Linked DNA regions of Homo sapiens: region 2 is linked to region 1. The links are chromatin loops, found by intact Hi-C in ENCODE. Cell type or tissue: CD14-positive monocyte. All regions are shown on one strand. Links, peaks and the distances in the headings refer to the core of each region. The heading gives the core; the rest is flanking DNA. Region 1 holds the start of LOC124900887 (U6 spliceosomal RNA). Region 2 overlaps LOC124900711 (a long non-coding RNA gene).

Evidence for each region. Peaks named below come from ENCODE experiments on the same cell type or tissue, not always from the same donor. Only the 100,000 strongest peaks of a DNase experiment are listed, where the experiment ranks them.
Region 2: a loop joins it to region 1, with 3.0 times the contacts of the local background. A loop is called at or near these places in 59 of 110 quality-filtered maps.

What each region holds. Positions count from the first base shown.
Region 1 is chr4:70,842,227-70,851,910 of GRCh38, reverse strand. LOC124900710 (a long non-coding RNA gene) reads right to left here. Exons shown (of 3, transcript XR_007058131.1): 2 at 7,640-7,778; 3 at 4,018-4,051. LOC124900887 (U6 spliceosomal RNA) reads left to right here and starts at 3,674; the gene lies at 3,674-3,775. It also overlaps a transcript of GRSF1 not described here. In CD14-positive monocyte, for the core only: no CTCF peak of the experiment used is centred there; a DNase peak (open chromatin) is centred at 5,180.
Region 2 is chr4:70,892,038-70,901,721 of GRCh38, reverse strand. It overlaps LOC124900711 (a long non-coding RNA gene), which reads left to right. Exons shown (of 2, transcript XR_007058132.1): 2 at 2,005-2,502. Among named protein-coding and RNA genes, the nearest start is that of MOB1B, 5.5 kb to the left of the region's middle. In CD14-positive monocyte, for the core only: no CTCF peak of the experiment used is centred there; no DNase peak of the experiment used is centred there.

The DNA.
Region 1 (9,684 bases), core at 3,194-8,193:
CAGGAGAATCACTTGAACCTGAGAGGCAAAGGTTGCAGTGAGCTGAGATGTTGGCCAGGCTGGTCTCGAACTCCTAACCTCAAGTGATTTGCCTACCTCAGCCTCCCAGAGTGTTGAGATTACAGGTGTAAGCCACCGGGCCCAGCCCAACTTCTCATCTTGATTTGCAGTTTGATTGTCTCTGGTTATGGCATCATGCATTTTGGTGAAATCTCTATTTGGCCCACACATCAGTAATAGGACTTGTCCTTTGAAATTTACATTGAGTTGTCCAGCTTCTGCTTATAGGGCTTCAGGAACAGAGTAGTTCTTATTTTTAGTTGGAGAGTCGTAACCACATACTGGAGGAAACTAGAAGAATTCAGAATCTAGTCTAGTCTACAGGTAGATAATAAAAACTTGAGAACAAGGAACAGGGGTATACTCTATTAACAGGTATACTATAGCTATCCTCAGAAACATAGTTTTTCTCTCAATAGCAGTGGTCTCCAATCTTTTCGTGGAAGACAATTTTTCCACAGACCAGGGTAGGGGTGGAGGGGATAGTTTCGGGATGAAACTTCCACCTCAGATCATCAAGCATAAGATTCTCATGAGGAGCAAGAAACCTAGATGCCTCGCATGTGAAGTTCACAATAGGGTTCCCACTTCTATGAGGATTTTTTGTTTTTGAGACGGAGTCTCACTCTGTCACCTAGGCTGGAGTGCAGTGATATGAACTTGGCTCACTGCAACTTCTGCCTCTGGGGTTCAAGGGATTCTCCTGCCTCAGCCTCCTAAGTATCTGGGATTATAAGGGTGCACCGCCATACCCAGCTAATTTTTGTATTTTTAGTAGAGATGGGGTTTCACCATGTTGGCGAGGCTGGTCTTGAACTCCTGACCTCAATCCTCCCACCTTGGCCTCCCAAAGTGCTGGGATTACAGGTGTGAGCCACCACGCCTGGCCTCCTGTGAGAATTTAATGCTGCTGCTGATCTGATGGAGGTGGAGCTTAGGCGGTAATGCTCGCTTGTCTGCAGCTCACCTCCTGCTTTGTGGCCTGGTTGCTCATCTCCTGCTGGGTGGCCTGGTTTTTAACAGGTGAGCCAGGGGTTGGGGACTCCTGCTCTACAGTCACCCCCATTTCTACCAAAGATAATCGGGGTAAAACTAATTTGTTTGCAAAATAAGTTTAGTCTCATCAAACTTAGGCTGTTTATTTATACAAGTACAGCAAGAATAACAATTGACCACATAGGCGCTATTAAACTTTGCTTTGCTGGAACTTTTGATAGGAAATCAAATCCAACAGATTGGATTATTAACAACCTCTTGAGGCTATGAAGCCAAACCAAAGCATACCTCAGACTTTGTCTACAGTACCTGTAGATTAATTCTATGCACTTGTCAAATATGGTATCCCAGTGAAAAAATATAACTGATATTTCCAATTTTATTCTGAGAAAACTGAGCAGATTCTTATTGAACTAAACTATGAAAATAACTATATTGCCACGAAAATAAAAATTTTCATGAATATTTCTAAATTCTGGAGGGATCAGGTAGGTACTGAAAGTAAACGTTTCAATTTTTGTTCACACAAGTATACTTTGCCAAATTGCTGTAAGTTACAGATACCTTAAAAGAAAGAGTTGTCTTAAATCTGAAAAACAAAATATTAAAAAACCTGCAATATGGCCGGGCGCAGTGGCTCACGTCTGTAATCACAGCATTTTGGGAGGCCGAGGCGGGCGGATCACGAGGTCAAGAGATCGAGACCATCCTGGCCAATATGGTGAAACCCCATCTCTACTAAAATACAAAAAAATTAGTTGGGCATGTGGCGTGTGCCTGTAGTCCCAGCTACTCGGGAGGCTGAGGCAGGAGAATCACTTGAACCTGGGAGGCAGAGGTTGCAGTGAGCCGAGTTCGCGCCACTGTACTCCATCCAGCCTGGCAACAGAGCGAGACTCCGTCTCAAAAGCAAGCAAACAAACAAAAAACGTGCAATATTTCGAATAAAAATGCTGTAAAAACCCATAATTCTTCTTCATCAGTTTATTTAATCCCATGTAATTAATTTTTGTTCTGCTTGATCTTGGTTAGCAGCTCACGAACCCAGCAGTTTCTTCATTAGATTTCTGGAAATTTCTACCTAGTCCAGTGGTATGATCTTAAAGTTATCAGAAACCTACATTTATTTGTCAGAGTCCTCTCTATCCTTCTGTTAAAAGAAAAAGTCAGCAGAATTAAGTTTAAAGGAGTTTAGTTAAGCAATGAATGATTCGCGAATCAGACAGCCCCCAGAATCACAGCAGATTCAGAGAAACTCCAATGGTGTCTCGTGGTCAGAACAAATTTATAGATAAAAAAAGGGAAGTGACGTACAGAAATTGGAAGTGAGGCTCAGAAACAGCTGAATTAGTTACAGGTTGGCATTTGCCTTATTTGAACACCGTTTGAACACCCAGCAGTGTATGAATGGTTGAAGTATGGCTGTGCTGGGATTGGCTAAGACTCAGCTATTGTTATAGGCACTATTGTTATAACCTCTAAGTTAGGTTTTCAATTTTCCCTACCTATTAAGTTAGGTTGCAGTTCATCCAAGGACTCAAATATGGAAGTACAGAGTCCTTCTCATTTAGTTTGCTTTAATACTTCCCGTGAATCTTCGGAGTTTCCCTCTGTTGCCCAGGCTGGAGTGCAGTGGCACGATCTCAGCTCACTAAAGCCTCCATCTCCCGGGTTCAAGCAATTTTCCTGCCTTAGCTTCTCGAGTAGCTGGGATTATGGGTGCACACCACCATGTCTGGCTAATTTTTGTATTTTTAGTAGAGACAGGGTTTTGCCATATTGGCCAGGCTGGTCTTGAACTCGTGACCTCAGGTGATCTACCTGCCTCGGCCTCCCGAAGTGTTGAGATTACAGGCATGAGCCACTGCCCCAGGCCACACTTCCATAAATCTTCTTGAAGACACAACACTTTAGGATTACAGTTGTTTGCAAAAAGCTCTCAGAAGGGCTGGGCAGGTGGCTCACGCCTGCAATCCCAGCACTTTGGGAGGCCAAGGCAGGCAGACCGCTTGAGCCCAGGAGTTCGAGACCAGCCTGGGCAACATGGTGAAACCTCATCTCTACAAAAAAAAGAAAAAAAATAAAATTAGACGGGTGTAGTGGTGCACACCTGTAGTCCTAGCTACTCAGAGGATCCCTTGAGTCAGGGAGGTGGAGGTTGCAGTGAGCCAAGATCATGATACTGCACTCCAGCCTGGGCAACAGAGTGAGACTCTGCCTCAAAAAAGAAAAAGAAAAAAAAAAGGTTTCAGAAGAGCATAAGAATAAAAGAATTAACTATGGACTTAAAATGGCTATGGTTGAAAGTCTGATACGAGGTCAGGCATGGAGGTTCATGCCTATAACCCCAGCATTTTTGGAGGCCAAGGTGGGAGGATCACTTGAGGCCAGAGGTTCAAGACCAGCCTGGGCAACGTAACAAGATTTTGTGTCTACAAAAAATTTTTTAAAAAAATTAGCCAGGTGTGGTGGTGTGTGCTTGTAGTCCTAGCTACTTGGGAGGCTGACGCAAGAGGATCTCTTAAGCTTAGGAATTTGAGGCTGCAGTGAGCTATGATTGTACTACTGCACTCCAACCTGGGTGACAAAACAAGAACTTGGTTCTAAAAAAAATTAAAAATTAAAAAAATCTGGTGCTTGCAATTAGAATGATAGAGATGATTAGCATGGTCCCCTCCACAAGGATGACATGCAAATTGGTGAAGCATTCCGTATTAAAAAAAAAAAATCAGGCTGGGCGTGGTGGCTCATGCCTGTAACTCCAATACTTTGGGAGGCTGAGGCAGGTGGATCACTTGAGGTCAGGAGTTTGAGACCAGCCCAACCAACATGGTGAAATCCTGTCTCTACTAATACAAAACTTAGCTGGACGTGGTGGCGTGCACCTGTAATCCAAGCTGCTTACTCAGGAGGCTGGGGCAGGAGAATCACTTGAACCCAGGAGGCGGAGGTTGCAGTGAGCTGAGTTCTTTAGCCTGGGCAACAGAGGGAGACTCTGTCTCAAAAACAAACAAAGAAACAAACAAACAAAAAAACTAGATGAATGCCAGAATGCCATATTCTGGAAAATAATTTAGTCAGACTGGTGGCTTTTCAATTTTGCTTCTGTTTCTTAACTGGATTACTGAGTTTAGGGTGGAGTCCATTAACAAATAGGTCAGACACATCATTTTCTATGTCTGGACTCTAGCACTGATAACTCTGAAAAAAGAAGCAAAACTGCTTGACCTGAGGGACTAAGTTTTATAAAAACCACTTTTCCCACTTTCTTTTTGTCTTTGGGGTGTGATAGTAACTAAGCAAAAAGGTTGGCAGTTTCCATTTTTCTTATCGATTGGTTACTTAAGCTTTTCATTTGCCTTTTGTAATAAGTCTTTTAAAAGAGGCAAGAAAAAATTTTGAAATCTTTTTAGAAGTTTCTGCATATCCATAGGCATCCCTGGGTGGGTCTAATTCAGGAACTCTCTCTCTCTCTCTCTTTTGGAGACAAGGTCTTGCTCTGTAGCCCAGTCTAGAGTACAGTGGTGTGCGATCAGAACTCACTGCAGCCTCAAACTCCTGGACTCAAGAGATCCTCCCATCACAGCTTCCCAAGTAGCTAGTAACTACAGGGATATGTTACCATGCCCAGCTAATTTTTCAAAGTTGTTGTAGAAATGTGGTCTATGTTGCTCAGGTTGGTCTTGAACTCCTGGGCCCAGCTAATTATCCCTCCTTGGCCTTGCAAAGTGCTAAGATTACAGGTCAGAGCCACTATGCCCAGCAGGAACCCTCTTTTTTTTTTTTTTTTTTTTTGAGACAGAGTCTCACTCTGTCACCCAGGCTGGAGTGCAGGGGCACGATCTCGACCCACTGCAAGCTCTACCTCCCGGGTTCACGCCATTCTCCTGCCTCAGCCTCCCGAGTAGCTGAGACCACAGGCACCTGCCACCACACCCGGCTAATTTTTTTGTATTTTTTTAGTAGAGATGGGGTTTCACCGTGTTAGCCAGGATGTTCTCCATTTCCTGACCTCGTGATCCACCTGCCTCAGCCTCCCAAAGTGCTGGGATTATAGGCGTGAGGCACTGCGCCCGGCCAGGAACCCTCATTTTTAAATGCACTTCCTTTTTTTTTTTATTTGAGACAGGCTCTCCTTCTGTAGCCCAGGCTGGAGTGCAGTGGCGTAATCTCAGCTCACTGCAACCTCCGCCTCCTGAGTTCAAGCAATCCTCCCACCTCAGCTGGTAGCTGGGACTCCTGAGTAGCTGGGACTACAGGCACAAACCACCACACCTGGCTAATTTTTGAAATTTTTGTAGAACCAGGGTTTCACTGTGTTGCTGAGACTGGTCTCGAACTCCTGAGCTCAAGCAATCCACCCGCCTGAGCCTCCCAAAGTGCTAGGATTACAGGCATGAGCCACCCACCATACCTGGCCTAAATGCACTTCTTAAAGTTGAGTATCGGTCTGTCGTGGTGGCTCATGCCTGTAATCCCAGCACTTTGGGAGGCCGAGACGGGCGGATTGCTTGAGGTCAGGAGTTTGAGACCAGCTTGGCCAACATGGTGAAACCCCATCTCTACTAAAAATACAAAATTAGCCCGGCATGGTGGAGAGCACATATAATCCCAGCTATTTGGGAGGCTGAGGCGTGATAATTGCTTGAACCCGGGAGGCGGAGGTTGCAGTGAGTCCAGATCGTGCCACTGCCCTCCAGCCTGGGTGACAGAGTGAGACTCTGTCTCAAAAAAAAAAAAAAAAAAAAGTCGAGTATCACTCCTCTCATCTGGAATGGTCCATATAATGACCATTGTAATTTTAAATTATCTTTAGTAAGATTCCACTGGTTTCACCACCTTTATAAGTATTTTCAGCTACTGGGGCCTAATACAAGTAAAAGGCAGGTGTAGCTGGAAGGTGGAATATTCAGTTCTTTAGAAATTAAGGATCTGGCCGGGTGCGTTGGCTCACACCTGTAATCCCAGCACTTTGGGAGGCCGAGGTGGGCGGATCACCTGAGTCAGGAGTTCAAGACCAGCCTGGTCAACATGGTGAAATTTGGTCTCTACTAAAAATACAAAAATTAGCTGGGCATGGTGGTGCATGCCTGTAGTCCCAGCTACTCGGGAGGCTGAAGCAGCAGAATCGCTTGAACCCGGGAGGTGGAGGTTGCAGTGAGCCCAGGCAACAGAGCAAGACTCCCATCTCAAAAAAAAAAAAAAAAAAAAATTAAAGATCTCATTTTTACATTGACTCTTGGGTCTCTCAAAGTCAAGACAAAAGCCTAAGAGGGGGCCAGGCGTGGTGGCTCACACCTGTAATCCCAGCACTTTGGGAGGCCAAGGCAGATTGATTGTCTGAGCTCAGGAGTTCGAGAACACCCAGGACAACATGGTGAAACCCCGTATCTACTAAAAATACAAAAAAAAATTAGCCAGGCATGATGGCACCGCCTGTAGTCCCAGCTACTCAGGAGGCTGAGGCAAGAATCACTAGAATCCTGGAGGCGGAGGTTGCAGTGAGCCGAGATTGCACCACTGCACTCCAGCTTGGGCTACAGAGTGAGACTCCATCTCAAGGAAAAAAAAAAAAAAAACAGCCTAAGAGGGAAACATCATGGGGTTGGGTGGTATAATTCTTTCACAGTGTACCTCACTGCATAAACATTTTATTGAGGATGGCAAGTGCTACCTTGTTTCATGTCTAGTTTATTCTAACAGGTAGTCTCATTTTTTAGTGGCCAGCACTTTAATAGCTCTAAAGTACCTGAACTGTGCCCACTAGTTAAATGGTGGCTTTGGCTCTGAGATCCCCTTGACCAACTTACCCAGTGATTTTTTTCCTACCTAAGCATGCAAGAAAACCTAACAAAAAGGATAGAATTCAAATTCCAGCAGATTCCAAAAGCCAGAGTTCATGCCTCCTGCAGTAATAACCACTTAGAGCAACACTGTCTTAAAATGCAGCTCCTTGTTACCTGAGTCCATGAGTAAGGTAAACAACTAAAAAACAAACAAACCCCCCCCCCCCAAAAAAGAAAAAAAACTGCAGCTCTTAAACCAGACTTAATGGCACAGACCTGTAATCCTATAATCCCAGGCACTCAGAGCAAAGGCAGAAGGATCGCTTGAGCCCAGTAGTTTGAGGCAGTAATGTCCTGTGATTGTGCTTGTGAATAACCACTGCACTCCAGCCCGGAAAATAGCATCAGACCCCTGTCTCTTCTTTTTGTTTGTTTTTTCTTTTTGTTTTCTGCTTGTTTCTTTCTTTGTTTGTTTGAGACAAATGATTCCTATGCCTCAGCCTCCCGAGTAGCTGGGATTATAGGGGCGCACCACCACACTTGGCTAATTTTTGTATTTTTAGTAGACGGGGTTTTGCTATGTTGGCCAGGCTGATCTCAAGCAATCCACCTGCCTCTCAAAGTGCTGGGGTTACAGGCATGCGCCACCGCACCCAGCCAAGACAAAACTGCAGCTCTTGCCAATGACTTGTCAGCCACTGCAAACCACAAAAGGTCATGCACTGTCTCACAGCATAAACTAATCCTAAATTCAAAAGCCAAAAAAAAAAAAAGGAGTCCACCCGAGCGGAACTTACCTATAACCCTTGAGGCTCCATGAGGAAGACCGAGGACCTCAAAAGGCATCTGTGGCTCTGTGGCACCTCTCTGATATTCCTCCGGGAGTCTCAGAAGTCATCAGCAGTGTCCTTTAGGTCCCTTTGTCAGTTGCCAGAACTGTCAAAAGACAAAATTACAATGAATTTAGTTTACAAATCTTTTTTTTTTTTTTTTTTGAGACAGAGTCTCTCTCCGTCGCCCAGGCTAGCATGCAGTGGCGCGATCTCAGCTCACTGCAACCTCCACCTCCCAGGTTCAAGCGATTCTCTTGCCTCAGCCTCCCAAGTAGCTGGGATTACAGGTGTACACCACCATGCCCAGCTAATTTTTGTATTTTAGTAGAGATGGGGTTTCACCATATTGGCCAGGCTGGTCTTGAACTCCTGACCTCAAGTGATCTGCCCGCCTCGGCCTTCCAAAGTGTTGGGATTATAGGCGTGAGCCACCGCACACGCCTTTTAGAAATTTTTTTTTTTTTGTTTTTTGAGACAGAGTTTCGCTCTTGTTGCCCAGGCTGGAGTGCAATGGCACGATCTCGGCTCACTGCAACCTCTGCCTCCCGGGTTCAAGCAATTCTCCTGCCTCAGCCTCCTGAGTAGCTGGGATTACAGGCATGCGCACCATGCTCAGCTAATTTTGTATTTTTAGTAGAGAGGGGGTTCTCCATGTTGGTCAGGCTGGTCTCGAACTCCCGACTTCAGGTGATCCGCCCACCTCGGCTTCCCAAAGTGCTGGGATTACAGGCTTGAGCCACTGCGCCCGGCCTCAGCTTTTATAAATCTTAATTGGCTTTTATTTTCTATTCTAGAATCGGGCAACATCTCATTCTATAGAGTGAGTGTTTTGATGAGCTGAGCAAAGGAGGTTGGGTTTGTAGATAGAAAAGGGCCAAGGAAAGTAGAAACAGAGAATACAAAGCAGATTGGTTGTTTCAGGTATTTTCCCTATAAAGGTCAAAGCAAAGGGGCCTTCCTTATCCTGCCAGCTAACACCAGTCTGTTTGAGGATTTGGCCATTATCTGTCTCTCCTGATTACTCAGAAGGTCAAATAAACTTAGTTTCAGCTTGGTCTTGTGGAAGGTGAGTAACTGCATTTTGGTTTGGTCTTTTGGGCATAGTAGAAGAGCTCAGTCCAAACCAATGGCCTCTTATAATTTAATTTTATTTATTTATTTACTTTTGAGACAGGGTCTCACTCTGTCATGAGGATGGCAGGTGCTACTTTGGAGTGCTGGAGTGCAGTGGTGCGGTCTCAGCTCACTGAAGCCTCAACCTTGTGGGCTCCGGTTTTAGGGTCAGTTTGTGCTGTGAGAGAGCGTGTGACCTTTTGGGACTACAGGCAGGTGTCACCACGCCCAGCTAATTTTTTGTATTTTTAGTAGATACGGGATGTCGCCAGGTTGCCCAGGCTGCCTCTTATTATTTATACTCCTGATTATAAAGTACAGGATTTCTGTCTATTTAGGTTTCCAATCCATTCAGATTTTTATGTTATAGATGATGACTGCTGCTATTAAGAAAATGAGGGCAAGAGTAAATATAGGCAGAGTCTCCAATACATCAGCAACCTGTTATTTGTAGTGATGATCTGTTAGGAAGGGCTAACCCATTTTCCTTCTTGAAAGGGAGGCTTACGAAAAGAAAAATAGGTCAGGTGTGGTGGTTCATGCTTGTAATCCCAAGCACTTTGGGAGGCTGAGGCAGGAGGATTACTTGAACCCGGGAGGTCAAGGCTAGTGTGAGTCATATTCCCACCACTGCACCCCAGCTCGGGCAAAAGAGCAAAACCCTGTCTCTATATAAATAAGTAACTCTAGGATTCCCAAATCTTGCAGATGAAGAAACCCCCTTCTCTTTTTTGGCTGGGGTGGGGAAGACTAGCCTGTTCTTTGTTTTCCTTGGGAAGTTACAGGATTACTGATGAACAAAATTACTGTTCAGGGAAGAGACATCCAGTGGCTTCTATGTCCAGGCCCATTCCCAGGAACCACATTTCCAGAGGGGCCTCAACCCCTGAGGCCTC
Region 2 (9,684 bases), core at 1,727-6,726, 51 kb before region 1:
CCACAGCATTACCAATTTAGGAGGGAAATACGGGTATCGAAGAGATGTCCGTCTTCTTTACTCACAACACCCATCAAATCTACAAGTTTTCAAAGAGAATCTGAGCAAAACAAATCATGTGCAGATATTAGCTCACCTTTGGCTTATCCCAAAGGGCAGAATACACTTTGAAGTAGGTGCAGATATGAAATGTATTATACTGCATATATGCACTATTATTTGGCACGTTGGTAAAGTGGTAAAAAAAAAAAAAAAAAAAAAAAAAAAAAAAAAAAAAAACGTTTTAGGCCGGGCGCAGTGGCTCATGCCTGTAATCCCAGCACTCTGGGAGGCCGAGGTGGGTGGATCACCTGAGGTCAGGAGTTCAAGACCAGCCAAAGTTCAAGACCATGGCCAAACCCCGTCTCTACTAAAAATACAAAAATTAGCCGGGCATGGTGGCACACACTTGTAATCCCAGCTACTCGGGAGGCTGAGGCAGGAGAATTGCTCCAACCCAGGAAGCAGAGGTTGCAGTGAGCCAAGATCATGCCACTACACTCCAGCCTGGGTGACAGAGTTAGACTCCGTCTCAAAAAAAAAATTTTTTAATAGAAGAAAATACTAGAATCTTGCACTATCTCAGGAACAGCAGAGGTTACTGGAATGAGAAAACTTACAGACTCAAAAGATTACCAGATCAGGATAAATAGCTAATGCATGCAGAGCTTAATACCTAGGTGATAAGTTGATAGGTTCAGCACACCACCATGGCACACACGTTTACCTATGTAACAAACCTGCACGTCCTGCACATGTATCCTGGAACTTCAAATTAAATTAAAAATTTTTTAAAAGATTCCCCAAAAAGAAGAAAGAGGAGGATTTATCTGAATGAAAATAATAGATTTATGGTATAAAACCCTGTGCTCCAAATATTGATATGGTACTGACTTACTGTATAATTCTTTTTTTTTTTTTTTTTTTTGAGACGGAGTCTCACTCTGTCACCCAGGCTGGAGTCCAGTGGTGCAACTTCTGGACTAGGCTCACTGCAACTTCTGCCTCCTGGGTTCAAACAATTCTGCCTCAGCCTCCTAAGTAGCTGGGATTACAGGCCTGTGCCACCACACCTGGCTAATTTTTGAATTTTTAGTAGAGACGGGGTTTTACTATGTTGGCCAGGCTGGTCTCAAACTCCTGACCTCGTGATCTGCCTGCCTTGGCCTCCCAATATGCTGGAATTACAGGCGTGAGCCACCACGCCCAGCCCTGTATGATTCTTGTAAGGGTCTTCTGAAAGTAAGACTTGCATTACCAGATTACTGATTATCTTTGGAAAGAGTGAGTTGACCTGTCATAGCCTCAGTTTTAGCCCATTTAAAATGGGAGCCTTCTATCATTACATGATCTCTAAAATATCTTCCAGTTCTAAAGTTCTCTCCTGCCAGGGGCATCCTTCAAATGACTGGCACACATTTCCAAACTGCTCCCTGATTTGGCTTAGGTAGCCTTAGTTTTGGTCTGACATAATTTAGATGTATCCTGTGACACTGAATAAGGGAAAACTGGCAGAGGAAAGAATCTGCAAAAATACCTTCTGAGTATTTCTTTATCATACCACTAGGAGAGTTGCCTGGAATTAACATCCAATAAAACGTAAATATACTGGTCCTAAATGTGAGGGAGGTGTCAGGTTAATAATATACAATATGATTCCAGGTTAGACTTTAAATCAAATGATGTCTGTCATATAAAATTATTCAGCATATCAAAAACATTGGGAATTTCAGAATCAAAGAGAGTTTATATTCAAATAGATATTTATAATTATCATCTCTTCTGACCAAAATCTAATAACCTTTTGTTTATGAAGCAAGATTATTAAAATTTTTGTTCTATCCAACTTTTCAAAGAATTGAAATTATACTGTAACATGTACAGAATAGAACAGAACATGAGTGGGCATATGCTCTTTAAATATTCATTTGAATAAAGACACATGCACATGTTTGTTTATTGCAGCACTATTTACCGTAGCGAAGACTTGGAACCAACCCAAATGCCCATCAACGAGAGACTGGATAAAGAAAATGTGGCACATATACACCATGGAATACTATGCAACCATAAAAAAGAATTAGTTCATGTCCTTTGCAGGGACATGGATGAAGCTGGAAACCATAATTCTTAGCAAACTAACACAGGAACAGAAAGCAAACACCACATGTTCTCACTCACAAGTGGGAGTTGAACAATGAGAACACATGGACGCAGGGAGGGGAACATCACACATCAGGGCCTGTCGGGGGGTGGGGGGCAAGGGGAAGGAAAGCATTAGGACAAACATCTAATGCATGTGGGGCTTAAAACTTAGATGACAGGTTGATAGGTGCAGCAAACCACCATGGGGGTTGATAGGTACAGCAAACCACCATGGCACATGTATACCTGTGTAACAAACCTGCACTTTCTGCACATGTATCCCAGAACTTAAAGTAAAATTAAAAAAAAAGAGGGAAATGTGTGTGTGTGTGTATGTATATGTATATATATTCATTTGAGGCCTGATGCCATGGCTCACACCTATAATCCCAGCACTTTGGGAGGCCGAGATCGGAGGATTACTTGAAAGCAGGAGTTTGAGATCAGCCTAGTCAACATAGTAAAACCCCCCATCTCTATGAAAAAATAAAAAAAAAAGAATAAATATATTCTAAGTGTATTTTGGCATGCTACACAATCACACTTAACAAAGCTAACAATTCAACCTGACCCTTATCAGTGCTCCTTAGATTTTAATTCTATTTCTTGCTTCATTAAAGACTAGCCAATGTACAATTTTAAGTGCTTCTCAAGGACAGATTAATTTGAATAATAGAATAGAATGGCACACACTTGTAATCCCAGCACTTTAGGAGGCAGAGGCGGGCGGATCTCTTGAGGTCAGGAGTTGGAGACCAGCCTGGCCAACATGGTAAAACCCCATCTCTACTAAAAGTACAAAAGTAGCCAGGCGTGGTGGCACGCCCTGTAATCCCAACTATTCAGGAATTTGAGGCACAAGAATCTCTTGAACCCGGGAGGCAGAGGTTGCAGTGAGCCAAGGTCACGCCAATGCACTCCAGCCTGGGTGACAGAGTAAGACCCTGTCTCAAAAAAAAAAAAAAAAGAAAGAAAAGAAAAAAAGAATGGAGGGCCCAGGCACAGTGGCTCATGCCTGTAATCCCAGCACTTTGGGAGGCTGAGGCAGGCAGATCACCTGAGGTCAGGAGTTTGAGACCAGCCTAGCCAACATGGCAAAACCCCATATCTGCTGAAAATACAAAAATTAGCCCTGCGTGGTGGTGGGTGCCTGTAATCCCAGCTACTCGGGAGGCTGATTCGGGAGAATCACTTGATCCTGGGAGACGGAGGAAGAAGTGAGCCAAGATTGCGCCACTGCACTCCAGCCTGGGCGACAGAGCGAGACTCAGGCTCCAAAAAAAAAAAAACAAAACAAAAAAAGAAAGGAATGGAGACATGAAAGACTGATGAAGCTTGATGTCTTTCAGTGCATTTATTTATTGCTAAAACCCACAAAGCATCAAAACACAGAGCCTGCCGGGCGCAGTGGCTCACACCTGTAATCCCAGCACTTTGGGAGGCCAAGGCGGGCGGATCACCTGAGGTCGGGAGTTCAAGACCAGCCTGACCAACATGGAGAAACGCCGTCTCTACTAAAAATACAAAAAAATCAGCCAGGTGTGGTGGTGCATGCCTGTAATCCCAGCTACTCAGGACGCTGAGGCAGGAGAATCGCTTGAACCCAGGAGGCAGAGGTTGTGGTGAGCCAAGATTGTGTCATTGCACTCCAGCCCGGGCAACAAGAGTGAAACTCCGTCTCAAACAAACAAACAAAAACAACAACAAAAAAACAAACACAGAGCTTATTATTTAATGTTTAAAATGGAAGAAGGAATGTTTTATTGACCACAAACCTAACCCAGTACCCTCCCCTTCAAGCTCGTTACTCTTTTGAATATGAGGTTTATGCAATAGGATGGCTAGATTTTGGGTTATAATCATTTATCTACTCAACAAGAATTCATTGAGTGTCTACTATGGGCCTCTGAGAGTTAAAAAAAAAAAAAAAAGGCCCTAGTGTTTACCATCTGAATCCTATAGGTCATTGGGAAATACAAGTAATCAAATAAAAGCAAAGTTAGAAAATGTGTAAATGTCATGAAAGAAAGGGCCTTGTTGTATATGAAGTCTTTTTTATTTTTTCAAGCAGAGTCTCACTCACTCTGTCACCCAGGCTGGAGTGCAGTGGCACGATCTCGGCTCACTGCAACCTCCACCTCCAGGTTCAAGTGATTCTCCTGCCTCAGCCTCCCGAGTAGCTGGGATTACAGGTATGCATGACCACACCTGGTTAATTTTTGTATTTTTTAGTAGAGACGGAGTTTCACCATGTTGCCCAGGCTGGTCTTGAACTCCTGACCTCAAGTGATCTGCCTGCCTCAGCCTCCCAAAGTGTTGGGATTACAGGTGTTAGCCACTGCACCTGGCCTGTATATGAGTATATATTAAAGGGATCTTACCTATTTTGGTGGTCAGAGAACTGGATCTTGTCTATTCAGAAGTGAGTAGCATGTATATACTCCTTGTATTGTATTTAAATTCTGGTTACATTTATAAACAGCATAATTTGATAAAACAACTTTCCTAATCATCATGCCAACTCCCTTTTGGTGTTTGGAAGCACCACAACATAAAAATTGATTTTTGTTTTCAAAAAGCCAGTCTTTCAAAACTTTTTAGAAAGTACTACTTTGTGTATAATTTTGAGGATCTTAGTCCATAGGACAAAAATTATGAAAGATTCACTGGCCAGGTACAGTGGCTCACGCATCCCAGCATTTTAGGAGGCCAAGGCAGGAGGATCTTATAAACAGCCTGGGCGACATAGGGCAACCCTATCTCCACAAGAACAAAAAATTGCTGGGCATGCACCTGTAGTCCCAGCTACTTGAGAAGCCAAGGCAGAAGGAGTGCCTGAGTTCAGAAGTTCCAGGTGGCCGTGAGCCGCGATCCAGTCACTGCACTACAGCCTGGATGACAGGGTGAGAACCTGTCTCAAAATAAAAAGTTTCTTGCATGGGCCTTGTACTTGCTCAATAAATGCTGAATTGAATTTCTTGGTACATCAAGTTTACCATTGCCCGCAATTAACTGTTTTTCCCACTAAATTCAAACCACATAGCAGTAAGCTGCCATGGGGAGAAGGAGGGAAGGTCCTTTTCAAGCCTATTCAAAACAGCTTATCCCAAATTGATAGGACATTACCAAGGTTGGAAAGTCTAAAATTAACTCCGCCAGCTGTGTTTTGGTTTGCTTCAGATAGCACATGGGCTCAGGGGGCTCAATTTGCTAGGCTTGTTTGTTGCTCCAATCTGCTGTGCTCTGAAAAAGTTTGTTTGCCTGGAGTGCACGTTGTGCACAAGACATGGTAACTAGGCAGCTTGAAAGTATATTGGAACTAAACAAATAAGTCTCTCCTTGAATCTCAGAAAAGCCTAGCAACAATGTAGGGGGATGGAGGAGTTATTGCTGAGTAGGTCATATGAATGGTTTAACATTTAACCTTGCTGAAGTTTCCCAGAGAGCAGGCTGCTGATGTGCTGACAGAGATGAAAAGATGACGATGTAGTTTCAAAGAGTCTGTGTTTTTAGCCCACCCATCTCCACGAGGTCCTTTAGCATGAAGGACCATATATAGACATAGAGAGTATCCCAACTGGGTGCAACTTAAAAATATCCTAAGTATCAGCAGCTGTTACTTTCACCCACACAAATTCACAGTTGGCTTAATTAAATAGTGCCTGTTCTCAAGAGCCGCAGTACCCTAGGTACTTATGCTGCTTCCCTCTACTTCATTTCCTTCCTCAAAATAACAAAAAGCAGAATGGATGAATGAAAGGAATCAATTATTAGCAGTTCAGGGTTTGCTTCTATGTAAATAATAGAATGTAGAAGTCAGATCTTTGAATAGGGTTTTGACTCCCTGCCACTGGAATCCAAGGACAACCACTGGAATCCAAGGACCCTATGCAGTCCCTACTCTTGGACATTTGTTCTCTTGTGCCCATGGCCATTACCACGCCCTCTTCTTGGCATCTCTCTCATGTTTTCCAGAGTTGTCATAGTCACAACCATAGCAACCTGAGCAGGCCACAATCCTCTTATAGCTGGAGACATGAGATACTACGTTATACAACATAATTCCCCTGTCCTACACCAACAGGAGTTTGGTTCCCAATAGTCAAACCATTTATTTTTCCTCAGGATAAGTATTCCAGCCTTTCCCAAATGTTACTATTTTTGAGGTTTCTATGGCATCAAAGTAACCAGAAAGCATCCACTGAGTGGAAAACCAAGGTAATCAATCCCACCTTGAAATTTGACCAAGTATTTCTAAATCCCTTATTTATGGGCTGTACTCTGTGTTTCCACAAGAATAATTCCATTTGAATACAGAATAAAGAGATTTAGCAAAAGAAAATCTTAGTAGGCAAGAAGATTTCCTATCCAAAATAGTGCTTTTAAAGAAAATGATCTTGTAATGCACTCCTTAACAGGGAGCTGTCTGAGACCTTTCTGGAACCCTGCAGGGTGAAGGACCACTTGCAAGATTCAGTCAGTTGTCAGTGATGTTTCTTAAACATCTGCCATAAACCAGTCACCACACTAAGAGTAAGGATACAAAAGAAATACGCAATATCACAACCTCAAAGAACTCATTTCTTGTTTGTTTTTGGTTTTTTTTTTTGAGACAGAGTTTCACCATGTTGCCCAGGCTGGAGTGCAATGGCACAGTCTCAGCTCACTGCAACCTCCACCTCCTGGGTTCAAGCAGTTCTCCTGCCTCAGTCTCCCAAGTAGTTGGGATTACAGGCATGCGCCACCACGCCCGGCTAATTTTTGGTATTTTTAGTAGAGACAGGGTTTCACCATCTTGGCGAGGCTGGTTTTGAACTCCTGGTCTCATAATCCACCTGCCTCGGCCACTGCGCCCAGCCAACAAAGAACTCACTTCTAATGGCAGAGGCTGACATGTAAACAAATCATTACAGGACAAAATGATTCCTTTTATAACAGGATTATACACAAAAGGCTACAGGAGGCCAGACACAGTGGCTCACGCCTGTAATCCCAACACTTTGGGAGACTGAGGCAGGTAGATTACCTGAGGTCAGGAGTTCAAGACCGGCCTGGCCAACATGGTGAAACCCCGTCTCTACTAAAAATACAAAAATTAGCTAGGTGTGGTAGTGGGCGCCTGTAATTCCAGCTACTTGGGAGGCTGAGGCAGTAGATTCACTTGAACCCGGGAGGCGGAGGTTGCAGTGAACCGAGAGCACACCATTGCACGCCAGCCTGGGCAACAAGAGCAAAATTCCGTCTCAAAAAAAAGGCTACAGGAGCCCAGCTGATTTTTATTTTTTAAAAAAGGATTGATTTGAGGAGGAAGATAAGGATCAAGGAGTGTTTTACCAAAACAAGGGGAGTTTTAAAGGATTATTATACCTTCTCCAGGTTTAGAAGAGGCGATGGAGGAGTAAAAAGACGGAGAAAAGGCGTTGCAGAAAGAGGACGCAGCATGTATAAAGCCTAAAATGTGTAAAGGCATTAAAAAAAAGTGTAGACGAAATGCTGACTACTGCAATAGTTGGCACATTAATATAGACTCTCATTTGCTCGTTCATTCAACAAATATTTATTAAGCACGAACTGTACACCACTTGTGTAAGTATACACTGGGGACATAATAGGGTACAAAATCAAGTTCCTCCCCTAAGAAGTTTACATTCTAGTGGGGAAGGGATATTCTAAATATGTCAGTGTATAAACTCCCTAGTTGTATTTGCATTTTAATTATCCCTAACTATGACATGAAAATCTCAAGCCTTCTTTTTTCTTTTCTTTTTTTTTTTTTTTTTTTTTTGAGACAGCGTCTCGCTCTGTGCCCAAGCTGGAGTGCAGTGGCGCGGTCTCGGCTCACTGCAAGCTCCGCCTCCCGGGTTCACGCCATTCTCCTGCCTCAGCCTCCCGAGTAGCTGGGACTACAGGCGCACACCACCACGCCCGCCTAATTTTTTGTATTTTTTTTTTTTTTAGTAGAGACAGGGTTTCACCGTGTTAGCCAGGATGGTCTCGATATCCTGACCTCGTGATCCACCCGCCTCGGCCTCCCAAAGTGCTGGGATTACAGGCGTGACCCACCGTGCACGGCCCAAGCCTTCTTGAGGAGTATTTTTTAAAAGATCAAGGTATCAGGAATCAAGTAGGGGACAAATTCTGGAATCACAGCATAAAGACAAAAGCTCTCTGATTACTAAGCAGACAATAGTTCCAATGCTCATTTGAACTGTGTGCTTCAGTTGATAACACAGAATCACAAATTCAGTCCTGTAGGAGGTACTATGAATAATTAAAGTACAGCCTTTAGCTGTAAACTCAATGACCGCATAGCCAAATGACGCATCTAAAATTAGAGCAGGTGTGTATGTGTAAAGAAATCAAGATCGACCCACAATGGCATTTCTTTTTTCTTTTTTTATTATTGTTATTTTTTTTTTTTGAGACGGAGTATTACTGTGTTGCCCAGGCTGGAGTCAGTGGCGCTACCTCTGCTCACTGCAACCTCCTCCTCCCGGGTTCAAGCAATTCTCCTGCCTCAGCCTCCCAAGTACCTGGGACTACAGGCACACACCACCATGACTGGCTAATTTTTTTTTTTTTTTTTTTTTGAGACCAAGTCTCGCTCTGTCACCCAGGCTGGAGTGCAGTGGCGTGATCTCGGCTCACTACAAGCTCCGCCTCCCGGGTTTGAGCGATTCTCCTGCCTCGGCCTCCCGAGTAGCTGGGACTACAGGCGCCCGCCACCACGCCCAGCTAATTTTTTGTATTTTCAGTAGAGACGGGGTTTCACCATATTGGCCAGGCTGGTCTCGAACTCCTGACTTCCTGATCCGCCCGCCATGGCCTCCCAAAGTGCTGGGATTACAGGGATGAGCCACTGCGCCCGGCCCACAACGCTGTTTCTAAGAACGAATCCTCCCACTTCTCCCCTGCGTCCTTCCTCCTTCTGGCAACCTCCAGGGACTTGCATCATCTATCAGAGTCACTGTCACAGGACCATCATGCTAGTAATTTCCATAAATCATCTCTGGATAATCAACAACCCTTACCGGGCCACACAACATGGCTCAAAAGGCCAGTTCCTCACAGGAGACCCATGTGGTTACTCTGGATAGGACTGAAAGCAGCACTTTGTTCCCTGTGATACCCTAGGGCCAGCCTTGGCTGCCTTTCCTGCCAGTGCTCATAAAGAGCTTGCATAATCATGGACGCATATGAGCATCTAAGCCAATGCCTAAAGGAGACCACAGAATCTTCAGGAAATGAGGGGAACCAATATTTATTTTCTGTCCTGTATGTAATTTTCTGCCAGTTTTCTTGCAAGACTGTACATCTCATTCACTTCTCACCACGCTATGAGGCAGATGGTTATTGGCCTAGTCCTATGGATGAGGAAATTAAATCACATCTTGCACAAGACCAGTAGTAAGCAGTGAATCTAGAATTTGAACCCAGTTCTAACTCATGTAGGATCAAATCATCCAGCTGGGCACACTTGCTCAAACCTGTAATTCCAGC